Regions from separate parts of the Homo sapiens genome. Here region 1 is linked to region 2. A link is a loop called in an ENCODE intact Hi-C map of the cell type or tissue named here. Cell type or tissue: pancreas. All regions are shown on one strand.

What was found. A loop is a pair of places that touch in the nucleus more often than their neighbours do. Peaks named below come from ENCODE experiments on the same cell type or tissue, not always from the same donor. Only the 100,000 strongest peaks of a DNase experiment are listed, where the experiment ranks them.
Region 1: it touches region 2 in a loop (2.5-fold over the local background); 6 of 110 quality-filtered maps call a loop at or near these places.

The regions. Positions count from the first base shown.
Region 1 is chr5:172,490,062-172,498,061 of GRCh38, reverse strand. The region is part of intron 1 of LOC105377727 (a long non-coding RNA gene); the gene reads right to left. It also overlaps LOC107984004. Among named protein-coding and RNA genes, the nearest start is that of SH3PXD2B, 40 kb to the right of the region's middle. In pancreas, no CTCF peak of the experiment used is centred here; no DNase peak of the experiment used is centred here.
Region 2 is chr5:172,917,248-172,925,247 of GRCh38, reverse strand. ERGIC1 (endoplasmic reticulum-golgi intermediate compartment 1) reads right to left here. Exons shown (of 10, transcript NM_001031711.3): 6 at 1,139-1,243. Among named protein-coding and RNA genes, the nearest start is that of MIR10523, 6.2 kb to the right of the region's middle. RefSeq lists enhancers at 4,388-5,032, 6,361-6,862. In pancreas, no CTCF peak of the experiment used is centred here; a DNase peak (open chromatin) is centred at 4,527.

The DNA.
Region 1 (8,000 bases), 430 kb after region 2:
CAAGCACTCACTATGTGCTAGGCACGACACTGAATAGGCCTCACAGGAATTGCTGATTTTCACCCCTGCTCTCATAGGAGGTAGGTGCTATTAGCATCCCTGTCGGGTCATTGCAAAGCCACGCAAAGCTAGAAGTGGTGGGCTGAGATTCAAGTCCACACCACTGGCTCCAGAGATGAGGGGGGTGACAGGGGGCTGGGGGTGAACATGGGGATGCTGGGATGGCTGGGCAGGGTTTAGATTGCTTTGTTGAATTTCAGGCAATGGGAACAACCGAGGTAGAGGGGTCAGTAGCACTTGGAGACGCGAATGCTGGAGACACAAATTCAGACCCACCATCAGCAGCAGAAGTTGGCCATGCTCTCAGCAATGCTCACCCAGCACGTACCAGCCTAAATCCTCCCCAAATCCCTGCAGAAGGGGTATAATCATTTTCATTCCAAGATGAAGAGACTGAGGCTCTCACCCAAGCCACCCCTGGCTATAAAGGAGGCTGGGAATACAGAGGGCCCCAGGCTGTCTGCATCACCACCCTGAGTAGAATCAGGGTTCTGTAGGCAAGGATGACTTGGGAAATGGGTATCGGGTTGGAAATTGACAGCATCTGCTCCATGGAGGCTCAGAGAGGTCAGATATTAGCCCAAGTGACACAGCTGATACATTTCTACCGGGGTTTAAACTCTGTCCAATGTTGTCTGTGCACCCCTTCCCCGGACTCAGCTGCCTTCCAGGAACTGATCTGCTCAGCATTGCACTAAAGCCAACCATTCACTCACGCATCCCGGCTCTTTCATTCCTTCACCCCCAGCACTGCCTGCCAGCACTGGGCTCCGGCCATCTGCCCTTGATTCTATGAGCACTTCCTGCCATGGGCTGTCCTGCTACAACGGCTCTAAAGCTCCCTTGGCCACAGTCCATGCATGCCCAAAACTCTGATTCCTGTTTTTATCTGTCATTCTTTCCAGGTTCTCTGTTCTCCAACCCTTCCTCCCCCACCCCTTCTTTCCCTAGAGGCTTCCTCAGCCCCAAAGACCACAGAGAATGAATGACATCATCTGAGCTCAGACCTCGCTGGGCCCAATTATCAGGCTATAAGTGGAAGCGCCCTACATTTTCCCACAGGAAAGTGCCCTCCCACACTCCCGACTTGCTGCTCCTGGGGACCTTGGCAGAGTCCACAGGCTCTGGCCTGAAGAAAACCGAGCCCCTTCCCCATGGGCACACTGTTCAGGTCTCTTTTCTATCCACTGGGCTTTGGAGACATTCTCAAGCTCCCAACCTGGGCATGAGGCAGCTTTCTGTAGAAGGGAGGCAGTACCATGGGATCATTAAATCAGCCGCGTGGAAGCCTTTTGGACCTACCTACACTGGCGTCCAGCTCCTCCTTTTTCCACCTCTGTGACCTTGGCCAAGTGGCTTCAGGGTTCTGGGATTCTATTGTCTCATTTTAAATTGGAGAAAATAACAGATATCATATCATTAAATCCTTTTAACAGTCCTCTGAGGTACACATATTATTCCCATCTTAAGATGAGTAACTGTATTAGTCTGTTCTCACGCTGCTAATAAAGACATACCCGAGAATGGGTAATTTATAAAGGAAAAAGGTTTAATTGACTCACGCTCCACATGGCTGGGGAGGCCTCACAATCATGGTGGAGGGCGAATGAGGAGCAGTCACATCTTACATGGTGGCAGGCAAGAGAGCATGTGCAGGGGAACTCCCCTTTATAAAACCATCTGATCTTATGAGACTTATTCAGTATCACTAGAACAACACAGGAAAGACCCACCCTCGTGATTCAATTACCCCTCATCAGGTCTCTCCCATGACACATAGGAATTATGGGAGCTACAGTTCAAAATGAGATTTGGATGGAGACACAGCCAAACCATATCACTAACCAAGGACAAAGAGTTAGACAACTGTACAAAGCCACAGTTTGTCAATGGTGGCACCAGGGCCTGGATTAGAACCCCTGATATCAGGAGATTTCTGAACTGCCGAGGAGTGTCTGGAAGCTCATTCACTGGTGAAGGTGGGAGGGTGAGGGGGGAAGGTTCTTAGCTTCCAGACTTGGCTTGGGGCAGAGGGCAAGTTACTTTCTTGGGGACTCAGCTTTTCCAGCTGTAAAATGGGGATGACAGTCCTTGCTTCAGAGCTGCCGTGAAGACCTCAGGAGGTAAGGCTTCCTGGATCTCCACCATTCCTGCATTGCAGGCCAGTTTTCAGCTCCCCTGTGTTATTCACTGATGACTTTTTCTTCTTTAAATAGACTAAGATTTATTATTCAAATATATGTATTGAAATGAAATTCCCTATCACTACCATAAAAAGAAGACCAGGCACATTCACTGTAAATAACAGGTAACCATGAAAATAAATACAGTGAAGCCAAAAGTCGGGCTTTCCAGCTGCAAAAGAGTGTTAAACGGGTGTTTAAAGACCTGATTTCACTGACCTGCTGACCTGACCTGCCCTGGGTCCCCTTCCCACCCCTTCCTGACTCCTGGTTGGTGCTCAGAAATGGAAATGTTAGCTCCCCTCTTCCACCCCAGTCCCTCCCAGAACAGGCTACTCACGGGAAGAAGCTGGCCTTCCTCCTCCAAAGGGCAGAGCAACCACAGCAACAAGCAACAACCTCCAATTACACTCAGATGCCATCCCTACCATCACTTACCGCCTTGAAAGAGGGCTGAGGTTTACTGCTGACCATAACTAAACGTGGCATGTGGCGTGGCAGACCATGGCACGTTGTCCCCAGCAACTGTCCTGAGCTTTCTGACACTGGAGCTAAATGGCTCTCATGGGTGCTGGGAACCTGCTGTGCTCTAAAACATCTTTGGCTCCCCACTGCCTGGAGGAACAAATCCACCTCAGCCCTCCAACTGTATCCTCATTGTCCTCGGGGTATATTCTCAAGACTCCTTCCCCTAAATCTGAACCTTCCCTTGACTATCTTGTAGGCTGAATGCCCTTAGGCGAAGCACTCAAACTCTCTGAGTCCCAGAGCTCCAGGAGGGCAAGATCCCCTATTTCATTGGCTCCTCCAGAGGCCCTAAGAAGAGAACGTCCCTAGGCAGCAGTGCCTTGCTTTCCATGGGGCTGTGATCCCTCTGGCAATGTTAGCACGTGGTTTTCCAGTCTGCACTGGCTTCCCCAGCTGGGCCCTCTCTGCTCACAGTGCTTGTCCTCTACTGCCTGTGACCTCCCTCATGCTTGGCTCTCAGCTTAGGGTCACCTCCTCCAGGAAGTCCTTCCTGACTTCAGACTGGCTCATGTCCCTGTTACTGCTCCAAAAACAAGTGTCCCCTTCAGAACACCACTTTGATTATCTAAACTGCAGTCCCTGCTCCTAAGCTCCATGTAGCCCAGAGCTATGTCACTTCTGTTGCTCCTCTGGCCCCAGCACCTCTTCCAGAGCCTGGCACAGGATCAGAGCCCAAAAATGGATCCTGTCATTAGAATGTTGGTACTCATCAGCCTGGGGGAAACAGGTGGTGTGTCCACCTCTCTATCTTACTCCTGTTGTCTGGATGGTGCATGTCCTTCTCCTTCTTTGTTTTTTTTTTTCCTTTGGTTTTTTTTTTTTTTTTGAGACAGAGTCTCACTCATGTCGCCCAGGATGGAGTGCAGTGGTGCGATTTCGGCTCACTGCAACCTCCGCCTCCCAGGTTCAACCAATTCTCCTGCCTCAGCCTCCCAAGTAACTGGGATTACAGGCACCCGCCGCCAGGCCCGGATAACTTTTGTATTTTTAGTAGATACCATTTTTAGTTTCGCCATGTTGGCCAGGCTGGTGTCAAACTCCTGATCTCAGGTGATCCACCCGCCTTGGCCTCCTAAAGTGCTGGGATTTCAGGCGTGAGCCACTGCACCCAGCCCTTCTCCTTTTTCTCTGCCAGTACACACCCCTATCCCATCTTGTCCCATTTACAAACCTTTTTTCTTTGGATCCTCACAGCCTCCCTGTGAGGCAGCAAAGCAGATTTCCATTGGATTTTAGACACAGAAACTGAGGTCCAAGGAGCAAACATGACTTGCCTGAGCTCCCAAATCTAAGAAGTGTCCAGACCTTGAAGCAAACTAGAACCCCTATTTTGAAACTCAGCCCTGAGTTCAGCTTTGAGCTCCTGGGCTCAAGTGATCCTCCCACCTCAGCCTCAGAGTAGCTGGGATTACAGACTTCAGCCACAATAGCAGCCTAACATCTAGTTCTAAATGGCTCCAACTTCATTCTCACTTTAAAGAATCCCCTTTTCCATTCTCACGGGTGCTCATCTAGTAAGGAGTCAAGAAGGTGCTAGAATGCAATTTCTCACCAGAGACTCCCTGGTCAGCAGGGCTCGTAGTTCCCTATTACAGGCTGATAGTGCTAATGGCTTCACAGGTTGTCCAAGGTTCCTGGAAGACCCAGAAGCCAGAAGAAGGGAAGGGGCGGGGGTATAGCTCAGGGGTAGAGCATCGGACTGCAGAAGAAGGGAAGCTGGAGACGCAAGCATCCATGGATAAAGCTGGAGACGCAAGCATCCGTGGATAAAGCTGGAGACGCAAGCATCCGTGGATAAAGCTGGAGACGCAAGCATCCGTGGATAAAGCTGGAGACGCAAGCATCCGTGGATAAAGCTGGAGACGCAAGCATCCGTGGATAAAGCTGGAGACGCAAGCATCTGTGGATAAAGCACACCACTGCCTCTTCAGGGAGGGGTTGAGAGGCTCGTGGTCTGGAGGGGGTCCCAGCTGCAGACATGTGAGAGTCCTCAAAGACCTGCCCTGGGCTAAGAGCATTGTCTCAACATCTGGCTCCGGTCTGCTCCGCTTCCAGCTGTGTGGACTTGAGTAAGCCTGGCCTGGCTGAGCCTCAGTTTTCTCATCTGTCATGTAGGATGACAGTATGTGTGCCTCCTCCCAGGGCTGTGGAGGGGCATACGGTAAACAAGATCATGTGCATATCTCTCAGGCCAGGCACAGGGCATCACACTGAAGGAATGACAGGAGGCCAGGCGCGATGGCTCATGCCTGTAATCCCAGCACTTTAGGAGGCCAAGGCAGGTGGATCACCTGAGGTCGGGTGTTTGAGACCATCCTGGCCAACAGGGTGAACCCCCATCTCTACTAAAAATACAAAAATTAGCTGGGCATGGTGGCGTGCACCTGTAATCCCTGCTACTGCTACTCGGGAGGCTGAGGCAGGAGAATCGCTTGAACCCAGGAGGTGGAGGTTGTTGCAGTGAGCTGAGATTGCACCACTGCACTCCAGTCTGGGCGATAGAGCGAAACTCAGTCTCAAAAAAATAAAAGAGAAAGAAATGACAGGGATGAGGCAGAGAGCGGTGGCAGCAGCTCTTCAGGTGTGTGAAGACAGACTTGTGGGCCCCTCACCCTTTCCTTCCACAGGCTGGGAGTCCTCGTTCCTCCAGTGGTTCTTCAGGAGGGAAGGAGACCAGGAAATCTGGAATGATCTGACCTGGAAGGGAAGGAGGCCATCTCGGGCACTCTGCGGCCTCAGCATCTCATATTCCTCCCAAAGTCTCTTTCCTTACTGTGGCCTCCAAGGGCCCCCACCTCTGGTCCCAAGCCCCAATCTAACCCCATCTCCTACCACTCTTCATGCCCTACACCAGACCAGCCTCCTTGCCGCACTTCGAACACACCAAGCAGCCTCCAGTCTCCGGGCCTTTGCACTTGCTGTGATCCTGCCTAGAATGTTCTTCCTGGACCTTTAAAGTTCAGTCCCTTGCTTCGTTTAGGCCTCAGCTCAAATGTCACCTCTTCAGAGAGGCCCTTCCTGGCCACCCCATCTAAACTAGCAGCCCGTCCCTGCTACGGGGGTTTTTCTGCCCACTGTCCCCAACCCCAGGCTGCACAGCAGTCAGGTAAGTTGACAGACCCCATTGCGGGGATGACCTGTGACAGGCCTAGCCACTTACAGTGCCCATGGCCCTGCATGCCATCTCGTCTCTTATCTTCTCTTTTCCCTCAGCCCATCCGTTAGCACTTATCCTTCCCTAAAATTATTTCATGCATCTATTTACATGCTTGTTAATTGTCTGTTACCTCAGAAATAAAATATAAGCCCCACAAGGGCAAAAGCTGTGCTTTGTTCACTGCGGTACCCACAGCACACAGAGCAGCAGTGGATGCCCAACAAATACTGACTCCCCTTCAGATGAGCACATGCCTTTCATTCATCCCTAGTTTGGCCATTTCATAGCAGTGAGACCTTGGAAAAGTCACTTCTCCCTGCCTCTCAGTGTTCTTATTCATACAGTGTGGCTAACCACCCCTTACGTGCAAGAGTGTCACCACTGCAGGACGCAGCTGTGGGAAGAAAGGCCCTGTGCTGTGTACAGCAGGTCCTGCTTGCCCCGCCTTCAGTGCAGATCCTCTAGGAACAGGTGACACGTGTCACCTCAACGCTTTTGCTTAGCTCGGGGAGGGAACCTGTATAGAAGGGCTTCTCACCATCACCCCACCCTGCTCCCCAGCTGGGCTTTTTGCACGGGTTCCTGCAGACCTCATGAATAACTGATGATGCGTGGGTCCCTTTCTGATCTTCTCATAGTCCCTAGGGAAGAAAAGAAGTCTCTGTCTTGTTTTGATCCCTTGACTTGGCCTCCCTGTCTGCAGGTGAGTCACCCTGTCTTCATCCTGCAGCTGCTCCCAGCAGATGACCCGAGGCCTCCCCTTGGAACCCCAGAAGCAGGGCCGGGAAAAGAGCCTCCCCAGAGTGTGGGTGGCCAGTAGGCAGCCGGGCCTCAGGAGCAGCATGCCCAAGCTGGCCTGGCATTCTAGAAGCAATTCCTGCTCACCTGCAGATGCCAGGCAGAATGCCCATTCCTTCCCAGGCACCCTCAGGCCCAGTCCTGAGACTAAGCCAGGAGCTACCTGAGGAAACACATGTGCCTAAGGATGGACCGTCTGTGCCCCTGTGGGGAGCCATGCACAGTTCCTGGGTACTGACCAGGGACAGCCACCGTGTTGGACGCTTCACATCTTGTCTCATTCCTTCCCCCAAGCCCCCTAGAGAAGCAGGGTGGTTGGTCTCATTACACACCTGAGGAGGCAACAGAGAGGTGAAGTAACTTGCCTAAAGTCACACAGCTGGCAAGTGGCAGATCTCTCTGGCTCCATATCAGCAGGGAGACATGCCACACATTTCGGGAGAGCTTCTGGGACTGCCCACTCTATCAGGCCAGGGCCTAGAGTCATGCTTGACTAGCGAGGGCCCAGCTAGTTCCTTGACAGCCCCCACCACCCACCCCAGGACACAGAAGAGACATTGCAGGAATGACCCCCGCCATGGCCCATACTTCACCCACCTCCACTTAGGAGCATTTATTTACCCCTGCCTCTTGCAATGAATCACACGCCTGGCTGATCACTCCCCTAAGCTGAGCACTCCCCTGGGAGTCAAAACCCCTGAATTCTGCCATCAGCTCTGGCCCCGAGCTGCTGTGTGACCTGGACAAGTCATAACTTTCCTGTTTCCTCGCTCATAAAATGATAGATTTTGATATTCTCTCTTGGGAAATCTAGGTTCTAAAAGCAACAATCCCCGTGGGGTGATTTTTATTTTTATCTTTTTTGTTGTTGTTTGTTGTTGAGATGGAGTCTTGCTCTCTTTGCCTAGGCTGGAGTGCAGTGGCACAATCTCGGCTCACTGCAACCTCCGCCTCCCGGGTTCAAGTGATTCTCCTGCCTCAGCCTCCCAAGTAGCTGGGATTACAGGCGCCGCCCTCATGCCCAGCTAATTTTTTTAATTTTAGTAGAGACGGGGTTTCACCATGTTGGCCAGGCTGGTCTCGAACTCCTGATCTCAAGTGATCCGCCTGCCTCGGCCTCCTAAAGTGCTTGGAATACAGCCATGAGCCACCACACCCGGCCACCACAGGGTGATATTTAAAGCACTGGGGTAGTTGCACCTCTCCCCCCAGGTCAGGTAGCCCGACTGTGGGGTGCGTGTGGACGCAGGAGCCTCCATCCTCACCTATGATCC
Region 2 (8,000 bases):
TTTCTTTTTTTGGGAGGAGTCTTACTCTTTCTCCCAGGCTGGAGTGCAGTGGCATGATACCAGCTCACTGCAATCTCCACCTCCCAGGTTCAAGTGATTCTCCTGCCTCAGCCTCCTGAGTAGCTGGGATCACAGGTGCCTGCCACCACGCCCGGCTAATTTTTGTATTTTTAGTAGAGACAGAGTTTCACCATGTTGGCAAGGCTGGTCTCAAACTTCTGACCTCAAGCAGTTCGCCCGCTTCAGCCTCCCAAAGTGCTGGGATTACAGGAGTGAGCCACCGCACCTGGCCTGTACCATTATTTGATCAACATCTGTCTTCCCCCCTAGACTGGAAGCTCCAGGTGGGCAGGGACCATGTTTGTCCTCACCAAGGTATGCAAGGCCTGGACACGGTAGGTACTTTGTAAATATTTGTTGACTAGATGGATGGACAGAAAATGAATGGATGGATGGGCCCTAAGCTAAGTTCTGTACATTTTTTTAAAAAAATCAGATTTCCACCCCACTAATGACTAAACTTGGGACTGTAGTTTCTGTGTCCTTCTGTTTTGCCCCTGCACGTGGCAATGCGAGACCGCTGCTCCTCTCCCCTCCACCTGCCTCGGTCTGGGCCCTTCCCTCACCTCCCTGCCTATAGTCTTGCCTCCTGGGTCCATCTTCCTCATTGCAGATGGGTGCTCTGAGTCACCAACCAGACCTTCAGTCTCCACCTTCCTCAGTCTACCACGGGTCTCTCGCACCCCACACACCCCACCTGCCGGCTCCCATTTCAGGCAAGTGCTCTGGGCCCTCTCAGCTGCCAAGCGAGCCCTTGTGCCCTGGACCATCTCGGCACAGAACATGCCGTGTCACATACGCTTACTGATCCATTTTTCTGAAAGTAACCTTGAGGGTCTTTCACATGAAAACCACCAGCTGGGCGCTCTAGGAGAGGGGTGATGTTTGAGACGCCCCCTGCCTAGGACCCATTTCCCTGTTCTGTTCCTGGTGAAACCCTTCTTACCCTTCCAGGCTTGGCTTAGATGTCACCTTAACGGTAACTCTTCCTAGTGCCCAGAGAGGGCAGAGGGCACTGGGTGACAGAGCCCCTGAAGGCCCACCCCCGGCCATGCCATCTCGAGTGTCCCCTGCTCACCTGTAGCGTGTCCCCAAAGGAGAGCTTGTGGATGACATGCGTCATGTCTGGGTTCTGTGGCTGGGCTGTGGCACTGTGTGTGGACACGTGGAAGTTGCCGGGGACCTGGGGGAGAAATGTGAGTTTCAGGAGTTTGGTTGACTTCTCCAGGGGGCGGAACATTGGGGCCTCACCCTGTGTGATCCAGGGAGGACACTGGAATCAGGCAGATCTGGGTTTGGATCCTGCTTGTATCATTTTCAACTGTGCAAAGGAGTCACCCCATCTCTCTGGGCCTCAGGCTCCTCATCTGCAGAATGGGGGCACTACCATAGCTTCCGAGGGGGCTGCCAGGACTATCTGGTGAGAGGGTGCATGTGAAGTGCCCATCTGGGCGACGGGCACAAAGCCAGGACTCATGGCAGCTGCTCCCCCTCCAGCTCTGTGGATTCTGGGCGGCTGACCCCACAGTCAGCTGGGGGATGACCTTTGAGCTTGCAGACTAATGGGGATTCCTCAGACTCCAAACCCCTATCATTTCCTACCCAAGTTTGCCCCAGTGCCCTAGACGGGGGATCCCTGATGGACAGACTGTGGTAGCCTCATCTCTTCCCTGGGTCTCAAGCCCTCGCAGAGCCAAGCCAGCAAGAGGTGCTGGATGAGTATTTACAGAACAAAGGATGCTGGTGACAACCATGTGGCAGGAGCCACTGCAGCTTCTCCTTGTTTCAGCACGAAGTCCCTCCTCCTCCCCCTCCTCCCCCTCCTCCTCCCAGATGCTTAGACTAGAACCCTTAGTATGATCCTGGAACCCTCCTCCTCCTCCCAGATGCTCAGACTAGAACCCTTGGTATGATCCTGGAACCCTCCTCCCTCCTCCCAGATGCTCAGACTAGAACCCTTGGTATGATCCTGGAACCCTCCTCCTCCTCCTCCTCCCAGATGCTCAGACTAGAACCCTTGGTATGATCCTGGAACCCTCCTCCTCCTCCTCCTCCCAGATGCTCAGACTAGAACCCTTGGTATGATCCTGGAACCCTCCTCCTCCTCCTCCTCCTAGATGCTCAGACTAGAACCCTTGGTATGATCCTGGAACCCCCCTTTCTCACTCCCGACGTCCCATCCATCAGCTGAAACCCTGTTAGCTCCACCTTCCAAACACACCTGGCGCCTGACCTCTTCTCTGCTGCCCTGGTCCAAGGTCGTCTCTTCATGGACAACAATGGCAGGCTCCTCCCTGGGCTCCCAGCTTCCATGTTCCCCACAGCCTGGGCCTTTTCCCAATAATGACTGTTAAGATCTTTTTAAACCCTACATCAGATCTCATCACTCCTCTGCCCAGAACCCTCCACGGCTTCTATTCTCTCAGAGTCCAGGTCCATGTCCTCGTGGTGGCCCACAGGCCACATCTGGCCGCTGGCCAAGCATCGTGTCCCCACCGCTTGGCCTCCTGCTGCTGTGTCCTCTGCTGCTTCCTGTCTGGTCTCCTGCCGTGCCGGGAACAGCATCCAGTGTGGCCCCATTTTAGGCCTTTGTGCCTGCACCCCTTCCTGGGACCCTCTTCCACATGGCCCTCCCTCGGACCCTCAGGGCCCAACAGAGAGGCCCTCCACGTCCACCTGTGCAAAAGAGCACCCTGGCCCCCATTCCCCATCCCCTTACCTGCTACAGCCTCTGGGATCACCTGCCATCTCATACCCATCCTGTTCTCGTCTGCCTCCTCCCATTAGCATGTCCACGCCCTGCTGTGCTCCCCAGACTCCGACACATAGCAGGTGCTCAATAGACACTTTTTGAATGAATGAATGACTAAACAAACAACACTGAATCCTTTGACTTTGTCATCTGATAATTCCCATTTTACAGAAAAGAAAATGGAGGCTCAGAGCAGTGAAGAAACTTGCTAAGGTCACATGTCGAGAGCTGCAGTCTCAGCTCACGTCTGTTGGACGCACTGCTCCCTCCTCTGATGCCTGGATGCCATCTACCTCCGCAGCCTGGGCTGATGGCCACATGGCGCCAGTCCTTCAGGAGATGCCGGAACTGGGGAGATGAGCAGACAAGAATCTGGCCTTGGCCAAGCCCCTGTGACACAGACTTGGAACAGACAATGAGACTCTGTGGGATCCACCCTGGCCCAGAGGAATTTGCAGACCATGGGGGTTACAGGGAAGGCCCCCGGCTCAATTGAGGGTGCAGGCTGTATTCAGGGAGGGCTTCCCAGGGGGAAGGACATCCTGTGTTAAGGCTCTGAAGATGAGTCTGCATTACTCAGGAAGAGAGCGAAAGGCATCTGGGCAGAGGGAACAGCATGAACAGGTGCAGAGGACAGAAACTTCCCAGCATGTGGGCTGTCTAAGGAACTAAGAGTCTGGTATTATTGAACTCCAAATGAGACGGAGGTGGCGGTGCTGGCAGCAGCAGGAAACAAAGAGGCACAAGGGAGGAGTTGGGGCTGTTTATCAAAGGTCCCCAGATGCCACACTGAAAAACTCGGGGGTTACCTTATTCCAGCCCAATGAAGAAGACTGTGCGAGCTGTGTCCGAGGAGGGAATATAGCTTATCGTGCAGCAGCCCATCAAAGTCTGATTTTGTAAGCATGTCTGTTTCAAACACAAAGTTGGGGACTTCCTGCAGGAATATTCCTACTTCAGCAGGGCCCGAGCTTGTGGCTGACAGGGGAGGCATCAAGCTGACAGCCTGTAGCCTCGGCCTCAGCAAACTCGCAGTGGAGCGAGCTGCAGGCTACAGTGGAGAAGGGACACTTGCTGGGTCAGGAGTGGAGCAGAAACAAAGGCGTGGCAAGATCTCCCTCGAGGGACAGCATCGCCTGCTTCAGGGACCCAATAACCCATAGTAGAGCGGTTGCTCTGAGTTCTACACTTGGCCCCAAGCCCAGCCCCACTTCCTAGCTGGGGAGCCTTAGGCGAGGTCAGTAACCACTCCATGCCTCAGTTTCTCCATCAGCGAAATGGGCGTAAAGCCAGAAGATTACTGGGAGGATTCATTGAGGTGATGCATACAAAGCAGCCCGCAGCTGGCCTCAGATCGGGTTTGTAGGGTGAACATGTTTGTCATCGGAGCCAACCAAGAAGGGCCCTCCCGGAAGAGGGAACACTCACAGGCAGGGCGTGAGGAAAAGCCCACTGTGGGTTTTAACATTTATGCCTCATTTTCACCGATAAAAATAATGCCTGGGTACATTTTCATGATAAAACAGTCATGAGACACAGTCAGACTAAAGACCCTGTTGCTGACCACCCCTGGGAGTAAGAAACCCACAGCCATAAGGCGTGTGTCCTCCCAGAGGTTTTCTACGCAGTGACACAGGGCCTTCCGCAGATCGGGCCATGGCAGAGTTCAGAACTGGGATTGGGGCCTGGGCCGCGTGCTCCGGGAGTGAAGTGAGTCAAGAAGGCTGTCCCCTCAGCACCTGCCACCCCTGCCGGGCCGTGCGAGGCTGTGACTCAGGAACCCACTCCCCCTCCACACCAAATCCATCACAGGTGGCTGACTCATGCCAGCACATGCTGGGCTGAAGAAAGAAACAGCAACGCTTTTAGAGCCTGTGACTTAGGAACCTACGTCAGTGTCTCTGATGGATTTTAAAAACATATAGCTGGAGCCAGGCCCCATACCCCTCACCCCATCCTGTCCTCCTCCTGCGGGGCTGGCTGATGAAACGAGGTCACCGTGGGGTCTCTGGTGAGGCTGCCGCTGCTGCTCAAAACACGCAAACTCTGACATCTGGCTGCTGGTCAACTTCCTGGGGGTCGGATAAGGAGGCCATGGGACAAGTCTCAGCCTGATGCTGGGAGAGAGGTGCGGGGGCTGGCTGCTGACCTTGCCATCACAGCACATGGACCCTGGTGGCTTCTTTGAGCACCTCTTGATGGGCGGTTCCTCAAAGGGAAAGTGGCTGGGCTGGGGTGGGGGACGGTCTCTACTCCCTCCAGGAGTATGGGGCAGAGGGTGCCCTAGGCTGTGACCTGGGGCACACAGACACAGCTGGTCATGACATGTGTAACCAAGATGTTGGGAGAAGCAGCCACAGGCAGTGAGCTCAGAGGGCCAGGGCCCTGGTGCTAGGCTGCCTGTGTTAAAATCCTGGCTGCGTGACCTTGACCAGGTCACTTAACCTCCTGTGCCTCAGTTTCCTCCAGGCTACTGTGAGGACTAAAGGAGCTAATATGTGGAAAGGGCTGGGTAAGAACCTAGTACGTGGCAGCCATAACGCGGGTCTAAGAAAGGCTGGTGTGAGCCTTTCAAAGACTCCCTGGCACTCCCCTGACCAGAGAAGGCCCATTTCTTGGACGCCCTCCATGTGCCTTCCACAGGCGCACTTGTAAGGTGGGTGCCAGCTGATGAGGTCATGGAAACTTTGCACTGACGGGAGATGAGGCAGGCCAGGATGCTTGTCCAGTCTCTACTGCAGAGTTTGTTCATGTTTCACAGCCTGTGAGGTATTATTATCCCCATTCTACAGATGAGGAACCTGAGGCTCAGAGAAGCTAAACTGCCCAGAGTCATTCAACCAGTGACCATGGTAGCCGGGATCCTTGACCACAGGTCTGTCTGACCCCAAAGGACAAGTTCACCCAGAGCTGGCTGGGGGCTCCAGCACAGCCCATTCTAAGGGGAGCAGACTGCAGTCTTGGGCGTGTTTGCCAAGAGGTGGGAGGGCTTGGTGGCAGGGCTGTCTCGTGGGTTGTCACTCCAGGTGCTTGAATAAGCACGATCCCTTCTTGGTCACCATCTGGGGTACATATATTTTTTCAGCCCAGGTGGTTGCATCTCCCCGGGGGCGGGGGGCCCACAGTGAGGAGGTGTGCGTGTACGTCTGTTCATCTGTGCATCTTCATCTTCAGTCTTCAGACAGGGCTTCCTTTGTAACCTCAGGGGTCTCCTCCTTCATTCTCCACCACAGCACCCCGTCATTCTCTTCACGGCTGCTTTATCAAAATCACATATTTCCTGTTTACCTGAGCACTGGCTGTCCCCCCGTTATAGAACATGGGCCACCAACGGCGGGGAGCATGGCTGTTTCTCTCCCATTGCAGCCCAGCGCCAAGCACAGAGCCAGGCGTGAGGTGGATGCTCAATAGCACGAAAGCCTGAGTGGAGTGGTCAAAGGGAGAGGCCAAGTCAAGGAGGAGGCACAGGCAGCAGCCGCAGCGTGATGAGGGGCGTGGTGGGGAGTGAATGTGGGTGGGCAGGGAAGGGGAGGGAGGACTTCCCCTGAGGGACCCACATCAGCTGAGGCCTGTGGGTGAGTAGTGGTTCCCCAAGAGGATGAGGTGGGGACAGAGGGAGGGTATGGAGGCCCAGCAGAGGTCCCCCACCAACCCCCCACCTGCCTGCCGGCACTGTGAACCTCTCCAAGGCCTTAAACCCCCAACTGTGGCCTGCGTCTGGCTCCCATTGCTTCGTAAGGACGTGGCTCCTGCAGCGGCCCCTTCTCTCCTCATCATCAGCGTTTTCTGGAGCACTCTCTGCAGCACTTAGATCACTGTCCATTCCAAGCCTGCCTTCCTGAGCCTGGTAGCGCCAGCCCTGCTCTTTGATATCTATACATATGTTCTTTTCCAGGCTGCAGGTTCCGCCCAGCCTTTGCTTCCTCCTTCCTGTTCGACTGCCCCTTCTTGCACCTTTTGTTACCCCCGCATCTCCCCACCTCGAAGTGACTGGGCGGGGCGCCAGAACTCAGTCCTCAAACTGCAATTCTCTCCAGACCTTAGGTTCTTAAGGCTTTTGGTGCCACGGATGATCCTTTGCCAGTCTAATGATACCTACGTTTTAAATGCTTAAAATGTTTTAATGCGTAAAATGCATAGGATTACAAAGTAAAGAGATATTTAAATAGTAATTAAAATATTTAAAAATCCACATTTGAATATGCTGCTTTACTGATGCATCAAATAAGATGACCTAGTGGTGGGTCTAATAATTACTGTAATTTTTATTGACTGATTGATTAAGGGTTTCACTCTGTCACCCAGGCTGGAGTGTGGTGGTGCGATCTCAGCTCACTGAAGCCTCTACCTCCCTGGGCTCAGAAGACCCTCCCACCTCGGCCTCCCGAGTAGCTGTGACTACAAGCATAGGCTTGGTTAACTTTTGTATTTTTTTGTAGGTACAGGGTTTTGACATGTTGACCAGGCTGGTCTTGAACTCCTCAAGTGATCCACCCACTTTGGCCTCCCAAAGTGCTGGGATTACAGGTGTGAGCCACTGCACCTGGCCAATCACCGTAATTTTAAAACAGTGGTGCATATAAACAGTCTCTGGAAATTATCTGCAACAACTGTAACGTGCTATAAATACCGGCAATTTCTGTTGTTGAGGAGGTCCCAGGCACTGCTAATACTACTGTGGTTTGTGGCCTACATTCATCGCAGATGGAAATGCTAAACTTTAGATCGAGTTTAGCAAAAATAAAGATGTCAATTTTTCCCCCATCCAACTTCATAGATCTCTTGCATTCAATCCGCTCTTCTTGGGGGTGTCTGTGGACCCCAGGTTTAGAACACGGATCTACAGCCTCTCCGTAGGTAATCTTGCTTAAACCAATGCTCCTCAAACTTCAGTGGCATCAGAATCTCTGAGGGGCGCTTGTTCTAGCACAGAGTCGGTGGGTCTTAGGGGGGCCTGAGAATCTGCATTCCTAACAATCTCCCAGGTGATGCTGATGCTGCTGGCCTGGAGGCTTAAGGAGCCCCCACTCTGAGGACCCATGACTTCCAACATCATCTATTCACTAATGACTCCCACCTCAACATCTGTGGTCCAGAACCCTCTCCTGAACTCTCCACACCTCCAACTTCCAATTTCACCTCTCCCTGTAGACACCTAATGGGAACCCCAAAGGAAACCAGAGTGGAA